Regions from separate parts of the Homo sapiens genome. Here region 2 is linked to region 1. The links are chromatin contacts, found by Hi-C or POLR2A ChIA-PET in ENCODE. All regions are on one chromosome and are shown on one strand. The core of a region is the stretch at or near the end of the contact, and the rest is flanking DNA. Distances in the headings are between cores, read along the strand shown. Region 1 holds the start of ONECUT2 (one cut homeobox 2). Region 2 holds the start of ATP8B1 (ATPase phospholipid transporting 8B1).

Region 1 (2,700 bases), core at 56-2,555:
ACGTTTAAGGCTTTATGCCGGGTGTTGGCCTCTCTGTCTTCAACTACCCCTCCACCCCGACTCGGACTGCAGAAATCTCCAACTCTCTGTCCCCCAGTTCCACTCCCACCTCCAGACCTGGGGTTGCCAAACAACGGAAATTCTAGGAAGACGTAGGTGCGGTTTTTAAAGCCTTGGCTTGTGAGCGTTCTCAGGCTGGCCGGGGCGCTGGTCTTTTCAGAAACAAGGTTTGAATATGCAGGTGTCAGCCAGGATTCCTTGTCGTCTGCCCACCGCCGTTTCTCTCCCGGGATTTGAGAGAAGCGGGAGTGTGTGTGTGTGTGTGTGTGTGTGTGTGTGCGCGTGTGTGTGTCTCGTGTTAGGAGAAAGGTCCGTGGTTGCCGTCTCAGCTGGTTTGCTTACTCTCTGCCCCCAGGAGAAGTTTGCTCACTTGGGACACCAGCGACCCTCCTCACCTCCACCTCACCGGTTCTACACTCTCCCCACTTCTTTCCAAGTCGCTGATGCAGAAAGCACTTGGTCACCTTGAAACGGCAGCTCCCGGAATTCTAGTTTTGTTTTGCAATCTAGCAGGGCTCTTCGGAAGCCTCATAACTGAGATTTATGGGCTCACCGGGTAATTAAATGATGTTATTGTGTTAACTTTGCATGCATTACTGCTGCCCGCGCCGCCCGTGGGCCGCCGGCCGGCCGCAGCTCGCTGGCGACGAGGGCACTACAGTTGCTCTGACCGCGTAGATTATGCATGTCCCGGCCTCGGGAATTTACCATGCATTAGAATACATTAGCGCCTGCATTTTAAAAGGCTAAACTATTGGCTCCCAGCTAGGGACTCTCGGTAAGTGGCTTGTTAGTGACGAGTGTTTGTCTATACTGGCACATAGCGGAGTCTTTTGCTCCCGGCTTACTCGCCTCCAGGAAAGCTTTGGGGTGAGGCGAAGGCGATTGAAGCAATGCCCCTTCCCCCAGATCGCAGCTGCTCAGGGGGGACACAGCACGGCATCTTTCACCGAATCTCTCTCGCTCGCTCGCACTCCAGCCTCCCTCTCCCCAGCGACCCCCCCACCTTCTCCTCCCTCCCTCTCCTTGACGTTTGATTCCAGTAGCAAAGGAGGTAAAAAAGGCACCGAGCCGTCAGCCAAACCTGAAAAGTGCGGCCCCGCCCCCTCCACAGCCACTGGTAGCTTCCCGTGGAAGGCCCGCCTCCCGGGGCAGCTGCGGCCTCGGAGTGGTTGCGCTTGGCGCCCGTCGGGCGTGGCCCCGCCCCAGGTCCGGGAGGGTAGGTTGGCTGCCCCGGCGAGCGGCAGAGCCCTTCTGGACAGCTCCCGCTCACCCAAACAGAAGACGTCGGCGCCGGAGCGGGCTCGGACATGGCGAGGCTGCGAGCCGGCCCGAGCGGCGGGGCCCGGTGATCCCTCCCTCCCTCCCCGTCCCCTCCCCTCTCCCGCACGCACGCCCCGTCCGCCCCCACCCCGCCCCCACCCCGGGCGAGCCCGCCCGCAGCCCGGGGCGCACACCCGCACGCGCACTCCTCTCCACTCACTCCCGCGCCCGCCCCCACTCCCGCAGCCGAGCCCCGCCACGCGCGCCTTGCCCGCCCGCCGGCCGCCCCCGCCGCCCCCGCCGCCCCCGGGCCCTGATGGACTGAATGAAGGCTGCCTACACCGCCTATCGATGCCTCACCAAAGACCTAGAAGGCTGCGCCATGAACCCGGAGCTGACAATGGAAAGTCTGGGCACTTTGCACGGGCCGGCCGGCGGCGGCAGTGGCGGGGGCGGCGGCGGGGGCGGCGGGGGCGGCGGCGGGGGCCCGGGCCATGAGCAGGAGCTGCTGGCCAGCCCCAGCCCCCACCACGCGGGCCGCGGCGCCGCTGGCTCGCTGCGGGGCCCTCCGCCGCCTCCAACCGCGCACCAGGAGCTGGGCACGGCGGCAGCGGCGGCAGCGGCGGCGTCGCGCTCGGCCATGGTCACCAGCATGGCCTCGATCCTGGACGGCGGCGACTACCGGCCCGAGCTCTCCATCCCGCTGCACCACGCCATGAGCATGTCCTGCGACTCGTCTCCGCCTGGCATGGGCATGAGCAACACCTACACCACGCTGACACCGCTCCAGCCGCTGCCACCCATCTCCACCGTGTCTGACAAGTTCCACCACCCTCACCCGCACCACCATCCGCACCACCACCACCACCACCACCACCAGCGCCTGTCCGGCAACGTCAGCGGCAGCTTCACCCTCATGCGCGACGAGCGCGGGCTCCCGGCCATGAACAACCTCTACAGTCCCTACAAGGAGATGCCCGGCATGAGCCAGAGCCTGTCCCCGCTGGCCGCCACGCCGCTGGGCAACGGGCTAGGCGGCCTCCACAACGCGCAGCAGAGTCTGCCCAACTACGGTCCGCCGGGCCACGACAAAATGCTCAGCCCCAACTTCGACGCGCACCACACTGCCATGCTGACCCGCGGTGAGCAACACCTGTCCCGCGGCCTGGGCACCCCACCTGCGGCCATGATGTCGCACCTGAACGGCCTGCACCACCCGGGCCACACTCAGTCTCACGGGCCGGTGCTGGCACCCAGTCGCGAGCGGCCACCCTCGTCCTCATCGGGCTCGCAGGTGGCCACGTCGGGCCAGCTGGAAGAAATCAACACCAAAGAGGTGGCCCAGCGCATCACAGCGGAGCTGAAGCGCTACAGTAT
Region 2 (2,700 bases), core at 179-2,678, 370 kb after region 1:
CGCGTGCAGGCCAAGGGGGTCGGGTAGGGTTGAGCGGGTACTCACCGGGCAGAAGCGCGGCCCAAGTCCTCCTTACTTCTGCGTGTCAATCCCCCTTCCCCAATTTGCATCCTTACTGCAATCCAGTCTCCCCCGTACAACCGTCACGGATCTGCGCTCCGAGCACCGCCCCCCCCCGCAACCAGCCACCAACCCCCGGCAGGGACCACAGGCACACGCCTCCGTCGGAAAAGTTGGGCAGACACTTCAGAACTTTTCTTTCACTTTGGGGAGAAGGAGGGAGTTGGAGAAGTGGGGGCGAGGGGTGTTAAAGCACTGGGCCATTCTCTGCAACATCTCCCCGCGCCCCCCAACAAGTTGCCCCTCCTCGTGCACACAGCGAGGTGACAGCGCAGGGCACCAAACTGCTGAGGGAAGGAGATGCCTGCAGCCATCTCAGCGGGGCTGGCGGACGCGACCCGACAGTCACCGGAAAAACAGTGGTGTCGGTCTTCCCCATCACCTCCCCTCCCCATCCCACAATAAAGCGCACGGAAGATGTCTGGGAGTACCTGGCCCTGCCACAGGAGCTGGGGAGGAGAGCGATCTCACCCCCTCCATCCCTCCCGGCAGGTGGGCCGCGGTCAGATACGTTTGGCCCGCAAGTCCTTTTCGGACACGTTGGCATCTGCTCCCAAAGAGCGCCCCAGCAGGACCCGGTCACCGGGGTCTTCCAGAGGGGCGGTAGCCACCGCACAGGAGCCAGCGGCATCCCCCAAGGAGCCGCAAGCCCTACCTGGCTTAACCCCCGGACATGTGTGTCGCTACCGATCGAAGAACCCAAACACCCCGAGATTTCCCTCCTCTAGGCAGGTGAAAACCCCACGGAACTCTCCGCAGCGCTGCCTGCCCAGCCGGCCGTGTCTCGCCGTCCCCGAGGCCTCGGGGGCTCCCAGCACCTCCACCCAAATCCCACCTGTGCGGGCTCGGGAGTCCGAGGGCGCTGACAGCTGCTGCCGCCGCATCCCGGATCTCCAAAGTGCGGCGGGAGCGGCCAGGGAACCTGCAGGACACCGCCGGGCCAAGGGGCTTGGGAAGGTCTGGGGGCCCCCGGCGCCGCACCCCTGCTTACCTGGCGTTCGCTGGGCCCCGGCTGGGGCATCCGCCTGGTGCGCGCCGCTCGGAGCGCTCGCTGCGCACCTGGCCGCTGCCGCCGCCCGCCCGGCCCCAGCCCTGGCCGCCGCGCTAGCGCTGCATGGCGCACGGGGGCTGGCCGGGGGCCCGGGGAAGCGTGTCTAGTTGGCGGCGGCACCTCCGGCTCTCGCGGCTCGCTAGTGGCTCCCCCGCCTTTCCCCGCCCCGCGTCCGTGCACCCTTCCTCTGCAGCCGCCCTTTTGCCTCCGCTCCGCCGGACCGGCCAAACTGGTTTCTCCGCTCGGGGAGGTGCCTCTGGTTTCCCTCCAGCAGCCGCGGCCGCCGAGCCTCGCTGGGGCTGGGGCTGGGGCTGGAGGCGGGCTCGGCCTTCTCCCCTCCCTTTTTCCCTCCCTAGGGCGGAGAGGGGCTGGACTGCAAGCCCCGGGGCGGCCCGAGGCGGCCCAGGTCCAGCTCCTGCCCCACGCCCTCCGTGCGTCCTGGAGTCAGGTGGGCACCCCTTTCAGTCTTCCGAGCCCAGCCTACGAGCCCTTGCCTCGCCCAGCCTGAGACCCAGTTGCTGCGGCTGCTCTTAGCTCCCCGGGGGCCGCACTCGCCACCACACCTCTCCAGCCCAGCGTCACTTTCCCGCTGCCCTTGGCTGGCTTGGCCGTCACCCCGGGTCGAGGACTGAGCCAGCCTGGAAAGCTGGCGGGGCCGCGGCGCGCCCGGGACCTGAGCTCCCTCGGTAAGGGGAGCTGTGTCCTCTTGATGCCAAGTCATGTTTGGGGACCGGTCACCGAATGCGCGTCAAAGTTCGCCGCGTGGAGGGTGAAGAAAGAGGCTGCGCCTCAAGACTTCCAGAAACGTATCCTGTGATTGCAGCCAGCAGGCTTTCTGCCGAGTCCAAACGCTATCGAGTTTTTTTGGGTTTGGAGTCAAAAGGAGTTAAGGTGCGGCCCGTGAACCACGCGGTGTAGGTGGAAATTTTGGACTCAGCGCCTCGTTGCTGGCTGGTGTCTGAGCGGGTGAATCGTGCCTCCCTGGCAGTATAGACATTACCCTCCTTCTTGAGTAGACTTTTGCCGCTCCCCGACTATGGACCGAGTCGTTGGGATAAGAATGGAGGAAAATCAAAGATCAGAGTTTGCTTAAAATGCAGTAGGGGAGCCAGGACTCCCACACGATTCCCAGTCACCTAGAGGCTCACATCTATGCCCAAGAGTCCAGACTCCCAACTGGGTCATCACAGAGGCTTCCTACAGGAGGCCGTGCTTGATGGGACTCAAAGATCCACAGCTTTAAGGATCAGAGTTGTGTAGAGAGGGTATTCAACGGGTGGCCAACTGGTAGAATCTTGTCTGATACCAACCCCGAGGCTGCTCTAGGCTTCTTTTTCATGAGTCAAACTTGATCTCTGACTAGGTGCTGGTCAGTCACTCAATCTATCCAGGCCTCAGTTTCCTCATTTGTAAAATGAGATTGGACCAGATGGTCTCTTCCAGCACTTATATTCTGAAGCTAACGACAGAACAAAGGTACCGATGCAAGAGAACATAGGGCCTGTTGGTGACACTGGTTGATCTAAGAC

The links. A loop is a pair of places that touch in the nucleus more often than their neighbours do. ChIA-PET counts read pairs that join two places held with the same protein, here RNA polymerase II (POLR2A). Pooled maps may share reads with other maps.
Region 2: a map of naive thymus-derived CD4-positive, alpha-beta T cell shows a loop between it and region 1 (5-fold over the local background). The contact joins the promoter of ATP8B1 here to the promoter of ONECUT2 in region 1. A Hi-C loop is called at or near these places in 1 of 168 maps with a recorded cell type or tissue (naive thymus-derived CD4-positive, alpha-beta T cell) and 7 of 50 pooled maps. POLR2A ChIA-PET finds 5 or more read pairs at or near these places in 1 of 52 experiments (HepG2).

What each region holds. Positions count from the first base shown.
Region 1 is chr18:57,434,069-57,436,768 of GRCh38, forward strand. ONECUT2 (one cut homeobox 2) reads left to right here and starts at 1,306. Exons shown (of 2, transcript NM_004852.3): 1 at 1,306-2,700. The coding sequence starts at 1,649. RefSeq lists enhancers at 32-612, 613-1,192 and a silencer at 1,186-1,235.
Region 2 is chr18:57,801,887-57,804,586 of GRCh38, forward strand. ATP8B1 (ATPase phospholipid transporting 8B1) reads right to left here and starts at 1,429. Exons shown (of 28, transcript NM_001374385.1): 1 at 1,112-1,429. RefSeq lists an enhancer at 1,049-1,686.